Linked DNA regions of Homo sapiens: region 1 is linked to region 2. Evidence: chromatin loops called from intact Hi-C (ENCODE). Cell type or tissue: thyroid gland. All regions are shown on one strand. Links, peaks and the distances in the headings refer to the core of each region. The heading gives the core; the rest is flanking DNA. Region 1 has its middle 12 kb from the start of PRIM2. Region 2 overlaps LINC03001 (long intergenic non-protein coding RNA 3001).

Region 1 (9,200 bases), core at 306-8,305, 47 kb after region 2:
TAAAGGTCTTTGTTGTAAAAACAGAAGTAAGATCTGACGGTCCTAAGAACAGGATGCCACTGCTTCCATACCTAGTGTGGATAGGACCTTTTTTCTTCTTTTATTATCCTTCCTACCTGTTGAAAGACTGTTGTCAGTCAGAGCTGAAACCCAGGTTGGCCCTGAGCTCAAATCATAGTCAAGTATGGTAGTCTTAAGAATGGGAGAGTCAGCTGGGTGTGGTGGGTTATGCCTGTTATCCCAGGACTTTGGGAGGTCACGGCGGGTAGATCACCTGAGGTCGGGAGTTTGAGACCAGCGTGACCAACATGGAGAAACCCCATCTCTATTAAAAATACAAAATTAGCTGGGCGTGGTGGCCCATGCCTGTAATCCCAGCTACTCGGTAGGCTGCGGCAGGAGAATTGCTTGAACCCAGGAGGCGGAGGTTGCGGTGAGCCAAGATCACACCATTGCACTCCAGCCTGGGCAGCAAGAGCAAAATTCCATCTCAAAAACAAACAAACAAACAAAAGAATAGGAGAGTCTGGGTGCAGTGGCTCACGCCTGTAATCTCAGCACTTTGGGAGGCCAAGGCAGGCGGATCACTTGAGGTCAGGAGTTTGAGACCAGCCTGGCCAACATGGTGAAACCCCATCTCTACCAAAAATACACACGCACACAAAAAACGAATTAGCAAGGCATGGTGGTGCATGCCTGTAATGCTAGCTACTTGGTGGCTGGTGGCTGAGCGTGAGAATCACTTGAAGCTGGGAGGTTGAGGTTGCAGTAAGCCAAGATTGTTCTACTGCACTCTAGCCTGGGCGACAGGGCAAGACTCTGTCTCAATAACAACAACAGAAAAAGAATGGGAGAAATATACCTAACAATAAACCTGCAGATTATTAATTCTATGAGTGTTGAAGTCAAGAATGAGTTCAGACTGAATGTGATGTAACTCTGGTTCTGCTTTTCTTTGCTTTCTCCATGGCACTTATTCAGGATAGGCACTTCAGAAGACATTCCTATTTACTGGCTGGGAGGCCAAAAGCTAAGACAGAACTTTCAGTCTCACTCTTAGGGGTCACAAAATTATTGCTTTCCAATTTAAACTGTTTCACTTCCAAATTTGAGCCCCCAAATATGAAATACTGCCTCACCTGTGCCTTTTATGCTGAAAATATAAAATATTTTAGGAAAAGAAACACATTTTAAATATTAATATCTGCTAAGTAATTTTGTTATTAATTTAGTTTTTGAGCAGAGTTACATTTGAAAAAATATATAAAAGTTTGAATATGGATAGAGAGATAGATAGAGTCATTCCAGGTTATTTAACTGTTGACTCTTTAAGTGCTGCATTTAAGTACATACTTGAATCATTGGAAGGCATTTTTGACTTTTCAGTGTTTTCCCCAGCACTTTTCCATGGGTTTAACTGAGTGCTGGGTTGTTGAGTCTTAAATTGTACATTAAAAATTAGGTGTCCAACAAATATAAGAAAATTATGTGGTTATCCACTTATGGTTAAGAAATAAATATATAAAATGTCATCACTAAGACATTTTATGTATTTAGCCTCTAGCCTCTCAAAGGCATAACTACTAAAGCATATTTTTCTGCCTTAATATTTTGTAACTCCATTAGGGTTAATGGATGTTCTAAACAACCTTAAGCTATTTGGAAGAGTGCCTTATATAACAATGTTGTTTATCTTCCACAGAATAAACACTCGAAAGGCCTAGTACTTCTCTCCCTAAGCCAGTGCATTCTGGAAAGAACTCAGTCATAAGAGTCCATTATTCAAATAAAATGACTGTTGAAGCAGAAAGTAATAACTGATTTTTTAAAGAAGATCGTTTTCTAAGATTTCTAAAATTGTCAAAAACCATTTTAAGTTACTGCAGGTGCATTTATTCTATGAGTTGTGTTATAAATCAAAAGATTTCCTATTAACCTATTTTAGGAATAGACTTGTAATTCTCAAACTTGAGTAATGTAATGTAAAAAAGCCCTTAAAAGGAAGAAAATATTTAGATTATTAGAATACCCAGAGTTGATGTATATGATTTTTATGTCATTGTTATTGCTATGTCTTTCTATGTTTATAGCTAATATGTCCACGTAAAAGCTAAGTTTGTATATATTTATAGCTAAGATATCCACATAAAAGCCAAATACATTTACATATTAAATACAAGCCAAATGATAAAAACTAATATAATTAAAATTGACAACATTAATTTGCTAGATGATGCTTTGCTGAAATTGAAGAGCATATGTTGAGGTTAATGATAGGAAGATTTAGTCACTTACTTTTTTACATGATTTTTTTTTTAGTGCAATAGATTATCATGTGAATCACTGTCATCATATTTATTTATATTTTAAAAATGATTTTGTTTTTATCCACTACAATTTATTGGTGGGCCAATTTAATTGTTCACTCCAAAATGCAAGAGAGAAAATCTGACTGGAAAATCCTTCATTGTATATTTATTTTAATAGATACTACTTGCATACTGTTGTAATTTGGCACATACAGAGACAGAATCAGAACAATACTTCCACTTGTGATACCAGTAAAGCACTGGCTGGATAACCAGGGCAGCCTCACTTATGTCTTTTTCAATTAATTAATTAATTAATTACTTTTTTTGAGATGAATTCTCCCTCTGTTGCCCAGGCTGGAGTGCAGTGGCACCATCTCGGCTCACTGCAAACTCTGCCTCCCTGGTTCAAATGATTCTCCTGCCTCAGCCTCCCAAGTAGCTGTGATTACAGGCACCCGCCACCATGCCCAGCTAGTTTTGTTTGTTTGTTTCTGTTTTTGTATTTTTAGTAAAGATGGGGTTTCACCATGGTGGCCAGGCTGGTCTCGAACTCGTGACCTCAAGTGGTCTGCCTGCCTAGGCCTCCCAAAGTGCTGGGATTACAAGCCTGAGCCTTTGCACCCCGCCCACTTCTGTCTTTATAATTGTTGGGGGAAAAACATCCAAATTGAAAGCAATAATGATGCAGGATGATGGTTGATATTTTTACTTTATAACCCACAATCTTTGATCAGCTAGCTATCTATGCTTACCAGTACATTTTAAGGCAAGCTGTGTCATTTCAGATGCTCATATGTGTCACCAATCCCATTGGGGTCACATGAGAGGCTGGCATATGGTACAATTTGAAAATAACACAGTCATCCAGACAACCCAGGATATGCTTTTTATGAAACTTATAAAAATGGATGGAAAAAAATGGAAAAAATAAAAAGGAAATTATAATAAAATGAAGGGACCCCAGAGAATCAATTGGTTGCAGAAATCCTGGGTTAAATCATACAAATGAAATTGCTTTGAAAACTGTAGCATGCTTTACAAGTGCCAATACTGTATTATTATGAAACAAATATAATTGGAAAGATCTGGACTTACTAGACAATAAAAAAGATTGGATTAACTCTACATGCAGACAGAAAATTCCCACAGTGAAGGTCATTAATCAGAGTTTGTAGAAAAACAGCTGCTCCTGCCATTCCACTGGAGAAAGCACAAAACAACATAATTGCTTCATAACTGTACTCTGGGGAAGACTGACCTTGGTTCTAAGAGTTGCTTGTGTGGCCTGGTTCTGTGTGTGGGTTAGGTGAGGAGGAGGAGGTGTTGAGTGGGGAGGGGAAAGGACCCCTTCCCTCTGAAAGAAACTGAAGCATTTGATCTGGGGCTGTTCCCTGGGGCATTGTGGGGCAGAGACCCCTGGAAAGAAAGCAGTAGGTGAGATGCCTAGGTGAGAAGTAGAAGTAGATGAGAAGTCTAGGGTGGAGTCCCAAGTACATACTCGACTACTCCTAGGGCACTGACCCTAAAATAATTAACCTCGTAGGAAAAAATCATGTTCCCTATAGAAACATAAAGTTTTTACTACTTGGCCCCTAAGTGATAGATTATATGTTGTTGCTCAAAGAGAAGAAAATGCAGATGAAGTAATTCCACATGCATCAGGAAAGTCCCTTTCCTCTCTGTACTCAAGATAGCTCTCAACATTGATCTTCAAGTATTGATTAGTCAGAGAAAGGAAGATTTATTATTATTCTCTAATTTCCACTTTCTGAAATGTTAATATTGTTTTCTTACTGAGAATGTGAACTTTTGGATGTGATTATCAGCTAATCCAGTTGGAATTCAATCTTGGCATTATAACAGGATCATATTTACAACCTACTTCAGTTTCCAAAAATCAGCCAACTGAGAGAAAATATTGTGATCAGGAATTTCAATGGGAAAGCCAAAATCTAGAGTGAAAACACATCTTCTGTGAAGGATTACATCATAAAGTGTATGCGAGCCTATCTGGAATTAGGGATAAGTACAGAGAAGTTCAGTTCAGTTCAGCCGACAGCTTTGGAGTGTCTGGTCTATGTCAGGGACTATGGTAGAGGCAGGGGTGCAGAAATGGGCAAGATAGTCTGCTTGGTCTCAAGGAGCTCATGATCAAATAATCAGTCTCATGTTAAAAACTGAAATATTCAGAATCGTTTCAGCTCAAACAGAGAGCAACTGATGTTGCCAGGATCGAGATGGATTCATGTGAAATAACTACGTCATTTTAGAACAGAACATTGAAAAGTGCCATCAATTATAGAGCATAAAGTGAAATTGTAATTGAAAGTAGTTTCTTTGTTACTTAGATTCTTTTATTAGGCTCCTTTGTTCAAATCAATTCTTTCTTTTAAACACAAATAAGATGATTCTGGGTAGATGGATCTTCAAGTAGATTTTAGTCCAGCTTAAATTTAAATAGGGAAAGAACAATCAGGGATATTCTACTAAATTGTTAGGCACCGAATTGTGTTATGTTCTTACTAAAAATAGGTATTTCTTATAATCTTCAGATGCTCTAAGCTGGCATGAATAACTAGTACTGTAATAAAATAAGTTCTGCCAAAAAGTTAATCTGACACACAGCAATGAAATGCCTAAAGCTGTGTGTCATAGAGTCATTATCCATAAATGATAAATGATGCTCATAAATACCAGTATTGAAAATTATTTCCCCATGGCTAAACCAAGGTCAGATTTTTTTCTTGCACTCTTTTTTAGTCCTCTATATCCATAGATAGCACCCAAGAGTGAACAGTTTTGCTGAATACTATGTTCAGGGTGAGATTCATTTCACTTCGTACCCCCACTAACCTCACTTACCATATGGATAAACTTGAAGCAAAGATATTGGATTAAACCCCATATGGTTCCTATCCTGTGTGTCTCTTCCTTCCATCCCAGGGCCAGACTCAGCTCCAAACTATGGTACCCAAGTGAGAGGGCCAGACTAGTGCATCCAAATGCTTCCCACTACCATCTCTCAGATGCATCTAGGATGTTGTGAAGCTCCAGGTAGGATGAATTCTGTCTGGGAGGTTCAGGTGACTCCCGACCATGTCATTATAGCAAGAGACGAAATTCACTGTCAAGTTATGGTAAGAACTTAGGTGAGGGTGCTGACTCAGTAAAAAGGACCTTTGCATCCTGGCACCAGAGAGATTCAGAGACAAGGGAGACAGATAAGGAAGAGGAACTGTATTGTCAGGGTTCGCTCCCTTCCCAGATCTATGCACAGGAGTGTCAGGGGACCTAACAAGTATATTTGCTGTGGAGGAAACTTCCCCACTGAGCCATCAGCAGTCCGCGTCCTGAAACCTCAGCCTCTATTACAATATTAGATCTGTCTTGGGTCTAATAGGGAGAGAAAAGAGAGGGCCAAAGGTCCCCACCTGTGCATCTTCTTTCTTCTCCCCAGAGTTAACCACTATCTTGAATTTGATCATTTCCCACTGACAGTATGTACTCCAGTATGTATTATTCCACTTTCAAAAAAACTTTTATAAAAATGCTGAATAGTACCAGTCATGGTTCAACAAGGAACAGATGGCATACTCAAAATAGGCTAATTTGGCCAGGCGTAGTGGCTCATGCCTGTAATCCCAGCACTTTGGGAGACCAAGGCAGGTGGATCACGAGGTCAGGAGTTCGAGACCAGCCTAGCCAACATGGTGAAACCCTCTCTCTACTAAAAATACAAAAATTAGCTTGGCGTGGTGGCATGTGCCTGTAGTCCCAGCTACTCGGGAAGCTGAGGCAGGAGAATCACTTGAACTCAGGAGGCACAGGTTGCAGTGAGCCGAGATCAAGATTGTGTTACTGCATTCCAATCTTTCCAGTCTGGGTGACAGAACAAGATTCTGTCTCAAAAAATAAAAAAAAAATAAAAAAATAAATGCTAATTCAAGGATGGTTTTTTTTTTTGGAGACGGAGTCTTGCTCTGTTGCCCAGGCTGGAGTGCAGTGGCACAATCTCGGCTCACTGCAAGCTCTGCTTCCTGGGTTCACGCCATTCTCCTGCCTCAGCCTCCTGAGTAGCTGGGACTATAGGCACCCGCCACCACACCTGGCTAATTTTTTGTATTTTTAGTAGAGATGGGGTTTCACCGTGGTCTCGATCTGACCTCATGATCCGCCCACCTCGGCCTCCCAAAGTGCTGGGATTACAGGCGTGAGCCACTGCGCCTGGCCAAGGATGGTTTTTTTTGCAGAGATTATTTACAAAGGTGTGGGAGTAGGGAACCACAATGGATAGATAGGGCAATTAATCAGGGCTTACTCGAAGTCAATATGTTACTGTCTCTAGGTCTGAAAGGTAGAGGAAAAGGAGCTGTTACCAGACCCAAAGTGAGAGGGTCCTTTAGAGTCTGTTGCCACCTTGAGAGAAGCAATGACAGGTTGAGGGACACAGGTGGCCTTGCAGGGAGGGGATAAATACATTGATCTCACTTTCTTCTCTTCTTCCTATTTCCTTTTGGGGCTTTTAATTGACCTAACCTAACTGGAAGCAGAAAGCACAGAAATCTGTTTATATGGTCCATTCATTTAAGAACACAGAGCAGGGGAGGGGGCTAGAGTGGTTTTAGGTGATGGGGTGGGAAAAGGAAAATATCCAGCATATACAGTATTGTCCTATGACTTGCTTTTTTAGTTAACATTATATTTATGTGATTCATCCATGTCGATATGCTTACTGTAATTGTAGTAGTTCATTCATTTTTCACTTAAAAAATTCCATTGTATGAATACACCAGAATTTATTTATCTATTTCTTTTTCTTTTTTTCTCTCTTTTTTTTTTTGAGACAAGGTCTTGCTGTGTCTCCCAGCAGGAGTGCAGTGGCAGGATCATGGCTCATGGCAGCCTCCCAGCCTCAGGTGATCCTCCCACCTCAGCCCCCAGAGTAGCTGGGACTACAGGCTCGTGCCACCATATCTGGCTAATTTTTGTATTTTTTGTAGAGGCAGGGTTTCACCGTGTTGCTCAGGCTGGTCTCAAACTCCTGGGCTCCAGTGTTCCACCCTCCTCAGCCTCCCATAGTGTTGGGATTACAGGTGTGAGCCACTGTGCCTGGCCCAGTTTATCCATTTCTGATGATGGATGGTTTCCAGTGTTTGAGTATTTTGATATTGCCACGAATGTTCTTGTTCATGTTTTTTGATGTCTACGCTCAAAACTTTCTCTAGAGAATATACCTAGACTAGAATCACATAGTGGGATAAAGAGTCATATGTTTTCAAATTTACCAGGTAATGCCACATTTTTCAAAGTAGTTGTATCAATTAACAGTTTTACTTATAGTACACGAGTTCCTAGTCAACACGCAATATTTTCAAACTTTGAAACTTTTGTCCATCTGGCACCTGTAGAATATTATCTCATTGTGGTTTTAATTTGCATTTCTTCAATTACTAATGTAATTAAACATATTTACATATGTTTATTTATCATTTACATTTCCTTCATTGTGAAATACTTGTTCAGGTTCCCTTTCTCTTTTCTACTGTTTATTTTATTTTATTTTTCTTTTTTTTAATTTTACTTTAAGTTCTGAGATACATGTGCAGAATGTGCAGTTTTTTTGTTTGTTTATTTTTTTTTTTAGTATTTATTGATCATTCTTGGGTGTTTCTCAGAGAGGGGGATGTGGCAGGGTCATAGGATAATAGTGGAGAGAAGGTCAGCAGATAAACACGAGAACAAAGGTCTCTGGTTTTCCTAGGCAGAGGTCCCTGCGGCCTTCGGCCCTGTTTGTGTCCCTGGGTACTTGAGATTAGGGAGTGGTGATGACTCTTTTTTTTTTTTTATTATACTTTAAGTTTTAGGGTACATGTACACATTGTGCAGGTTAGTTACATATGTATACATGTGCCATGCTGGTGCACTGCACCCACTAACTCGTCATCTAGCATTAGGTATATCTCCCAATGCTATCCCTCCCCCCTCCCCCCACCCCACCACAGTCCCCAGAGTGTGATATTCCCCTTCCTGTGTCCATGTGATCTCATTGTTCAATTCCCACCTATGAGTGAGAATATGCGGTGTTTGGTTTTTTGTTCTTGCAATAGTTTACTGAGAATGATGATTTCCAATTTCATCCATATCCCTACAAAGGACATGAACTCATCATTTTTTATGGCTGCATAGTATTCCATGGTGTATATGTGCCACATTTTCTTAATCCAGTCTATCACACATTTTCTTAATCCAGTCTATCATTGTTGGACATTTGGGTTGGTTCCAAGTCTTTGCTATTGTGAATAATGCTGCAATAAACATACGTGTGCATGTGTCTTTACAGCAGCATGATTTATAGTCCTTTGGGTATATACCCAGTAATGGGATGGCTGGGTCAAATGGTATTTCTAGTTCTAGATCCCTGAGGAATCGCCACACTGACTTCCACAATGGTTGAACTAGTTTACAGTCCCACTAACAGTGTAAAAGTGTTCCTATTTCTCCACATCCTCTCTAGCACCTGTTGTTTCCTGACTTTTTAATGATTGCCATTCTAACTGGTGTGAGATGGTATCTCATTATGGACTTCACGTCCAAAACACCAAAAGCAATGGCAACAAAAGACAAAATTGACAAATGGGATCTAATTAAACTAAAGAGCTTCTGCATAGCAAAAGAAACTACCATCAGAGTGAACAGGCAACCTACAAAATGGGAGAAAATTTTCGCAACCTACTCATCTGACAAAGGGCTAATATCCAGAATCTACAATGAACTCAAACAAATTTACAAGAAAAAAACAAACAACCCCATCAAAAAGTGGGCAAAGGACATGAACAGACACTTCTCAAAAGAAGACATTTATGCAGCCAAAAAACACATGAAAAAATG
Region 2 (9,200 bases), core at 616-8,615:
TTAATGCTCCTTCTAGTTTTTGGCTTTAATTGAAATCCCAGTCTCACAGGTTACCAAAGACATTGTTGTCATGATGTTGTGGTGATGATGATGGGTAGGTGGTGAGCTGTTGCTCAGCTGTCTGCACTACAACTTCTAAACCAAGAATTGTCCAACTTTAGTGAACATCATCATTTGGAGGGCTTCTGAAAACACAGATTTCTGAGCTCCATCCTCATTTCTGATTCAGTGGGTTTGGGGTAGAGCCTAGAATTTCATTTCTAACAAGTTCCTAGGTGACATTCATGCTGCTGGCCTGGCAACTACACTTTGAGAATCATTGTTCTACCTCATTACTGATTAAAATGCTCAACTTCCTTTGCAACCCTTGGCAATAACCTATACCATGCACTCTCCAACTAACAGCCCAGTCGCCACATATATACACTTTTGGAAGATATTATGGCAACAAGTCCACTGTTTCCTTTGCTACTCCAACTTCTCTATAACCCTAACTTCCACTATTTCCAATTCTCACACTTCCTCACCACAACTTCACCTACTCTTTGAGCACAAGGACAGTTTTGTGGCAGGCCGGGTCTCACTAACACAGGCCTCTGTAACAACTGTTTCAGCACTGACGGAGTGGCCAAGTTAAATATTAAAAGCTGATCGAGCTAGTGCCCTTATACAAAGGCTGGAATGTAACAAAAGCCCACCAGGAGTTTTGCTCAGGCCTTTCCTGGGCCTTGAAGTGTGACAAGATAACAAATGAATTCTTAACAGAGGCCTGTTTAGGATTAAACAAGTTTTATTGGAGGTCTGAAGAAACTCCCCAGACCTCCACAAACAAGTTTATTGGGGGTCTGAAGAAACTCCCCAAACCTCCATGATTTAGCAGGAGACAAGATAAGGGTAATCACCCAGCACCTGGACCCATTAGGATTAAGTAAATTTACCGAGGCTCCAGAGGAAGGTCTTCAGGATTCAGATCTTAGTTATAGATTAGAAGAAGTTAATCACTTATGTCTTCAGATGAATGCACACTAACACACAGACATATAGCTTAGAAGGTATATAAGCTCTGGAAAACTTTGTAACTTTGAGTTGGCCTGGCGATATTTTCCAGGCCTTTTCCCTGTACCCAGTTACAGAAATAAACTGTCTTCTTTCCCAGTTCGTCTGCCTCTCATTATTGGGCTGCGAGAATAGGCAGCCTGACCCTCAGCTTGGTCCGGAAACAGTTTGGTCACCTCAATTCCTTTATTTAATTCACCTTTTGATCTCTTCTTGGCTTCTAGGCCTTCTCCATACTGCCGAGGATCCATAGTTGATTATTAGAATTACTCTCCATTGGGCCGGGTGTGGTGGTGCACACCTGTAATCCCAGCACTCTGGGAGGCCGAGGCGGGCGGATCACGAGGTCAGGAGATCAAGACCATCCTGGCTAACACAGTGAAACCCTGTCTCTACTAAAAATACAAAAAATTAGCCAGGCATGGTGGCGGGCACCTGTAGTCCCAGCTACTCGGGAGGCTGATGCAGGAGAATGGCGTGAACCCGGGAGGCAGAGCTTGCAGTGAGCTGAGATCCCGCCACTGCACTCCAGCCTGGGCAACAGAGCAGGACTCTATCTCAAAAAAAAAAAAAAAAAGAATTACTCTCAATTTACTTGCATCCCTATATTTCCATCCTATTTCCAATGATCAATGTTAGGTCATTGCCACAACCTGCCTTCTCCATTTTTACACTGGTTGGGGAGGGAGTGATAAAGTTGATAAGAATGTAAACACAAATAACCACAATATACAGCAATGTCCCATTTAAATCATAAGCATAATACAGAAATTCGTGAACTTGTAAAGGCAGGAAAGAGAACATCTAGTTAGAATGATCATAAAAAAACTTCAAGGCTATTATGGCAGATACAAATATGAATAAGACACTACTAGACTTTTTTAAGCCCTTAAGTATAGGAATGGCATAATTTATATTCATTTCACTGATAGCACCAAGCGCTTTTCAAAAGAGAATTAATGAATTATGTCTCCTCTAGTGTGATTCTTTATCTATTACACAGTGCAGTGTGAAATGCCCTAAGGGGGCTTAAATGCTGAGTAAACAAATTTTTAAAAGCAATTTAGACACGCACACACACACACATACACACACACACACACACACACACATTAGATGTACAAGCATAGAAAAGTCTTGGAAGGATAAATACTGTCTTGCTTTATCCATCAGCATACTGATTACAGTTGTGATGAGGTAAGTACCCACACCTTTTGTAATGTAAAATTGTGCAGCAAAACAGCAAAAATAAAATATTACTTGGGGGAAAAAGACAATTAACTTGTTTTTGGCCAAAGGTGATAGAAACAATAATACTTGCATTTCCTGAGGCCCTACCATATGTCAGGCATATGCCACCTTATTTACCCCTCACCATCACCCTACAGGGCTATATTATGTATTATCTTCATTTTGCAATTGGGAATAGTTATTGTATTTCTTCCATTATAAGATCAAATTTAAAAATACTTTAAATCATTGGAATGTGTATGCATGTTATCATTTATGGTGTCTTAGACTTGATAAAATAACGTAAGTCACATTATTATAAATCATTAGATATAATATTCTAACTTATGGTTTAATTGGCTCTAAATTCTGTGCTTTTCCTCCATTGGATTGCGTTATCTTTTCTAACAAAAGTAGACTTTTGCTCCTTCTCCAAGTTTTCTTTCTCTCTTTCTCTTTCTCTTACACACACACACACACACACACACACACACACATGCCATGCAGGCACACACACACAGTTTTTCCTTTCTCTTTCTCTCACTTTCACACACACACACACACACACACACACACATACACTCTTACATCTTAGTCCAAAGTAAAAATATCCTGCTTATCAGATGCTCTGCCTTATTTTCAAGGCTTATGCTTATTTTGAGTGTAGCCATGGTGAACTTCATCTATCTAACTGATGTGCTAGTCTAGTCTCCTACCTACTGCTAAATTACTCAATTAACCTATTTTGTTCAATTCCATTTTAGCCACAACCCTTTAGTTTCAGTTGCCTTGACATTGGGGAAAAAAACCCTAATCTTTCTTATCTATTTGGTTAATTGGCCAAATTAATTCTGACAGATATCACATAGGTATTTTTGTTTTTCTTGGGGCAGCTAGCCACCCTGGGCCAGTGCTTCTCAATCTGGGCACACAAGAAACAACTGGTGTATCTTCTTGAAGCAAGAGTTCTCCTTGAAGATTTACTTGAAGAGAAAGTTGAAGCAGGACACTGAAAAATGTAGATGAAAATCTTTGAAAGAAGTATTTTTTATCTTAAAAGAAAAAAGAAAATATTATGAAACAGAATAAAATATCTGTAGGCATTTTTTTTTTTTTTTTGTGAGATGGAGTCTTGCTCTTGTTGCCCAGGCTGGAGTGCAATGGCGCAATCTCGGCTCACCGCAACCTCCACCTGCTGGATTCAAGCGATTCTCCTGCCTCAGGCTCCTGAATAGCTGGGATTACAGGCACCCACCACCAAGCCCGGCTAATTTTGTATTTTTAGTAGAGACAGGATTTCTCCATGTTGGTCAGGCTGGTCTTGAACTCCCGACCTCAGGTGATCTGCCCGCCTCGGCCTCCCAAAGTGCTGGGATTACAGGCGTGAGCCATCGCGCCCAGACTGTAGGCATTTTTAAGGCACAACTTTAATGGAATTTTGAACTGGTGGTAAACTACTCATGGTAACCTGTGGTTGAAACCATAGGCTTTGGGGCAAGACTGAAACCTAGCTCCTCCCTTTTCTAACTGTACCCTGGGGCAAGTTGCTTAGCCTTTTTGTGTCTCCATTTCTCATTTGTAAAATGGGAATAATATCATCTGCCTCATAGAGTTATCATGAGAATTAAGTGACCAGTATATGTTAAATGTTGGAACAGTGGGTCGTTCATAGTGAATTCTCCCTAATGTTAGCTATTTTCATTTTCATTTATATTTCTAGATATCCCAAGGGTTATTATTTTGTCCTCCTCTTTTGTTAAGTTGTCTCAGAGCAAAAGTTTGAGCAGCCCTGCCTTAGTCCTTCCCCAGGATTCTCTCCAGTATGCTGCACTTGGTTCTCATCGGCTGGTCTTTTGTAATGTTTCAGGAATGCACTGTTTTCCTTTTTCTCTTCTCTGTCTCTTTTTTTTCCAGCACCATTAAAAACAAAGAGTAGCTGTTTTAGGAATTTGGGAAGTGAAGAAACAAGACATTCGACTGTGAGTTTCACCCATGTTTAAAACGAAATAACCTAACAATCGGGAGTGGCGTGCTACCGTTAAGATTTTGGAGGTAGAGACGTGAAGATTTTCAGTCGCAACTCCCTTTAGAACCATGGCTTGAACCCGTAAAGTATGAGGGCTGCCCATAAAACTTTCTCTTCTAAGATGTGGGATATGTGTAGTCTCATCTAGTTATGGCTCATCTGGGAATGGATTTTCTGACGCAAATGAGGTTTAAAAAAAAAAGGCATAGTGTCTCTTTATTTGGTTAACACTATTTCTGCACTTTGTTTTTCCTTGTCAGCTTTAAAAGGAAGAGAACAAAAGCCAACCACCCTGCCAAAACTTGGCAGTAGAATTTCAGTGAGTGAAAATTCTCCACCTACAGTAATGTTTGAAGTGGTTGCACAGTGAGGGCCCCCCAGCCCCCACCCCAACCCACCCACCCCTCCACTGCAGGCCATTCTTGACCTGTTAGGACACCATCTTATGCAAAGTTAAGAAAGCCCAAGAGCCTAGAACCCACAGAAAAAGGCCAGTGTAAGACTAAGGGCATCTATCCCCTGTTCTTTTTTCCCTGTTCCATCTGATATTATCTTTGGCTCAATAGTCCTAGAACTCAGAAGGCTGATACTCCAATGTACCCTAGAATTGCTAGACTCAACTCTACCATCTCCTCCGCTCCCAGAACCTGGACTCTTGGAGGGCAGACAGCAGGATAGGAGCAGCCTCAAGGACGGGAAAGCAATGGAGACTGACCTATCCTTTGCTATTTCCCTTTGCCACCAATATCTTCTAGTTATAGGATTTTTGCACCTAGAAATAAAATATACAAATATTGACCATAACTTACAGTAATTCAGTGCTTCTAAGTTCCCATGTACCATGGCAAACACATGGATATATTATAGCAACATCATAAAACAGACATGATTATTTCTATACCAAGGATAAATCTCAGGTTTAGAAGAAAGGTTGGAAAAATTCTTGAAGGTCACAAGCCAGAAGTACATGGCACTGAAACAGATCTGACTCTTGAGTCCAAGCCTATTGTATTGACTTGCTATCAATGCATAACAAACCGCATCACACAAAACCAGTAGTATCTTTGAGTCATCTTGGGGGTTGGCTGATTTAAGCTGGGCTAGGCTAGGTGGCTGGGGTAGCTCTGCTCTATATGCCTCTCATCTTCCTCCTGGGACCAGTAGGTTGCCCTGGACATGTGTAAGAAGAAAATTGGAAATATGCAAGGTCTCTTAAGGCCTAGGCTTGGAACTGGCACACTAATTTCTGCCTCATCCTGTTCGTCAAGGCAAGTTACAAGGCTGAGACTAATGTCAAAGAGCAAAGAGACATACCTCATTTTTTTTTAAGAGATAAGGGTATGCCTGTTGATTAGGTTGTACTCAAATGCCTGGGCTCAAGGGATCATCCTGCATTGCTGGGACTACAAATGTGCACCACTGTGCCCAACTGAGATATACTTCACCTTTGTGGGGTGTAGTGGATGCTGAGGTGCACTTCCTGGTCCCTTTCCAGAACCAAGGCACTTACTTTCTCAGCTGCTAGGAATATTGCTTGCTGATGATGGCTCACCAAGTCCACTGACTCCCATCCTTTCACCTCCACCCTCGCCCTGGAGTCCCCATCCCACTGCCCACCAGGAATTGTCCTCAGCTGAAGGGCACTGCTTTGCCCAAGGGTGCCCCTATGGTCAACCCACATTCAAAGACTAGTCAGATGTGAGTATGAAGTCTGACCTCTTGCCTCAATTCAAGACATCTCTGAAGAGCTATCCTAGCATCAGAGCTTCCCATAGGATTGGGTGAGGCCTGGGTTGCAATTAAATTAGTCCCATTTTTTTCTGTGTCAATCTTGCTTCCCCTATTCCCTTAAAATGGCTGTTTCCAAGAGCATTCCTCAATAATTACTCTATGAAATCTAACCTTCAACATGAGAGGGACTCCAAAGCCAATGGTGAAGGGCAAAGATATAGTATAGGAAAGAATCAAAACCAATAACGCAATCTACCACATCTTTGCATTTAAGAAGTAGATTAAACTGCATCCCAGGTCCAAAAACAAAAGCATATAGTGGAGCAGACAGAATCTCTGTCTGACATGTCTTAATGTATATCTAAACCATTGATATTGGACCTTGAAATATATTTGACTTGGAAAAGGCATGTGGTCCTGAAGAGTTGTGGGCAAATGGAAACTTTGTAAATTGAATTAAATTCCAAATGCATGGTGGGGGTTTGGTATTCTAAAGTGAAAAATGTGGTGAATTATTTTATGAATAACCATTTTAATAACATTGATTTTTCTATGATGAGTTTTACATATCAGCAATTTATTTCATTTTTATGAACCCATTCTATTTTTAAAATAATTCTGTGTGTGTGAAATTATAGCATGATGTCATACGTTTGTTTTTTGGTCTCCAATCCTTGGTGGATTTCCTTTGCATAAATTTTAAGTTTACATGAACCTGAAAAGATTCCAGGGACTCTGGGCAAAGCCATGGGTGCATGGTTGTTGGAAATGGGTACAATGGATATAAGTAGCCGGGCAGACAAACATCCCAGGAGAAGAAATTTTGGCCAGGTCATGTTCCTTTGTCCAGTAAAAAAAGCAGGAGGAGAGAAAATAGATAATTTACTGTACTCAGGGATAGGGATTGATAAAATAGCTACAGCAGAAGGAAAAGTCAGCAGGAAAATCAAGAATTCTAACAGAATATTGCGGATATGACTGTTCATGATCTCCAGGGGTATGAAGGGCAAGCCAGGCTAAAAAGTGGACCAGAACACTGGTGGTTGAGGGATTGGAGGCCCCAGTGAGAGGAGGGAATAGGCACACAGCAGTGACAGATTCAATGGAAGTTTTTCCATATTTATGATATGCAAGCCATGTGTATTTTCATTTCCCTCATGCTTTTCTGTGAAGGTTGAGGCTCTCCCATGTGATAGTTTCCTCTATCAGTCAGGATTCTAAATATTCTTGATATTTTAAAGAAGAGATTTAATACCAGGAGATGACAAAGGTAAGAAGCCTAAAGTGGGAGAGTAAGGCATCCTTGAGATTATCAAGAGCAGGAAGCTGCTACCACTGCCTAAAGCTTAAGGGACAAAAGGAGCCAGGCCACCAGGGAGAAGTTGGAACCACAGAAGCTCTTGGAGCAAGAGCTGGGTCCATAGAAGAGATGGCCGCTGCCAGAGACAATACTTGAAGCTGAGAGAAGTGGGGAAAAATACCCAGCTTCTCCCTTTCTGCTCTCTCTTCAGGGCCATCCAATGGCTGAACTGACCCAGAAACCAGAGGGCAAAGGAACAAGGAAAAAGTAATTCTCTGTGATACGGAACAGGGTAGAGCGGGGACAGGGGATAAATCTAAGAGCAAAACAGGACAAGACTAGCACATGGCCTCAACTTCTCTGCTCTCCATGGCAATGTCTTCCTCCTCTTCTGTTTCCAGGAGTCTCTAATTCCTGCCACTTATTGCCCCAGGCTCCCTTGATAGCTGGTTTCCAGGTGGGGGCACAGCCAATGGGTGGCAGCAGCAGGAGACTGGGAGATAAAAGGAAAGGTTGGGTTATTTTTCCCCATTCCCTCCCTGCTTTGGAGCCACCTCTCTGGAAGGCTCCCTCCACCATTATAGATCCTGCTGGTGGTCTGTCTTCCGTGGCTCCAGGTCTCACCAGCTCTCACCAGGTCTCTCTCTAGGAGTGGTTTCCTTCTATTGCTGGTCTCTGGGTGTCTCAACATCCCTTGCTAATTCCCTTAATTCTGCCCACAGCTATGTCAGCAGTATCTTTGTTAAAGTCCCTTCATTTGAACAATTTGGCTTGAGTTCTGTTTTCTGCCAGAACCCTGGCTAGTATCCTGACCTACTGTGTTCTTTTCCAAGCTCCTTTCAAGTGTCATATTTTCCCCACTGTTGCCCAGATCAGCAGTGTGGTATAGTAGAAAGAATACTGGACTTACTGGCAGACAGACATGGTTTTATTTCTGATTCAGTCACTTACAGAGTTACTGGCTGGGAAAGTTATTTAACCTCCTGAGCTTCCGTTTTCTTGCTGGTAAAGTGGAAAGGGGATAATGATGAATTTCAGTTGGATATATTAGAAATCCGTGCCTGACCCATGTGTTCCAGGCCTCATCTGCCAGTTGTCTTTTTTTTTACATACCGATTATTTATGGCGTAAATCCCCTTCCTACTCGACTGAAAGAAATGAACCCCCTTCAAAGTATTTCCAGTTATTTCTAGAAGTTTCCAAAGAAGTTCCCTTGCTCACCAGTCGTTCTTTCACAGTTGCCATCGTCTTCTGCCCTGTTATTTTGCTTCTGCCCCAGCTCCCACATGTCCAGCTTCTGCTTGCAGGGCCACTTGCTGAGGCTTTGCCGAGGCTGAAACTTTTCCAGGGTCACTGTCCATCATGAGAACACAGCACATGCCAAGGGTGTTGCCTCTTAGTGTTCCCAAAGAGTCTGGTCCTTGGGAAGCCTCCATTTGGCCTCTGTGGTGCAGAGAGGAGAATGTCCTTCCCTGGCTCAGCCCCAAATAGCTGGGCTTGTGCCTAGAGCCTCTGAGAGTCTCTTTGACTATTTCCTCAGCTAATTTCACATGTAAACAAAACAACTCACAGAGGTTCTGCAACCTGCTTCCACCGTCTTTCTAGAAGGAGGTCAGAAAGGGAACAGATGCTTTGCCCTTTTCCCCTCTCCCCTCCACAGCTCTCCCAACCCCCAAACCCATCTTCCTCTTCTATTTGCTAAACTAAACATTTTATACTTATCAACCACTGTGGGATGGAAGTGGGATGGTCAAGGAGGGAGGTGAGGTCTAGATGACTTCTGTATATGAGCCAGAGTCCAATCCATTTATATATGAATGACTCCTAGTACAATATCTGACACAAAGTGGATTCTCA

Evidence for each region. Peaks named below come from ENCODE experiments on the same cell type or tissue, not always from the same donor. Only the 100,000 strongest peaks of a DNase experiment are listed, where the experiment ranks them.
Region 1: it touches region 2 in a loop (2.3-fold over the local background); 44 of 110 quality-filtered maps call a loop at or near these places.

What each region holds. Positions count from the first base shown.
Region 1 is chr6:57,300,996-57,310,195 of GRCh38, forward strand. It overlaps a transcript of PRIM2 not described here. Among named protein-coding and RNA genes, the nearest start is that of PRIM2, 12 kb to the right of the region's middle. In thyroid gland, for the core only: no CTCF peak of the experiment used is centred there; no DNase peak of the experiment used is centred there; H3K27ac peaks cover 3,378 bases.
Region 2 is chr6:57,253,882-57,263,081 of GRCh38, forward strand. LINC03001 (long intergenic non-protein coding RNA 3001) reads right to left here. Exons shown (of 3, transcript NR_109774.1): 2 at 8,565-8,786; 3 at 6,643-7,836. It also overlaps a transcript of PRIM2 not described here. Among named protein-coding and RNA genes, the nearest start is that of LINC03001, 4.9 kb to the right of the region's middle. In thyroid gland, for the core only: no CTCF peak of the experiment used is centred there; a DNase peak (open chromatin) is centred at 4,101; H3K27ac peaks cover 6,096 bases.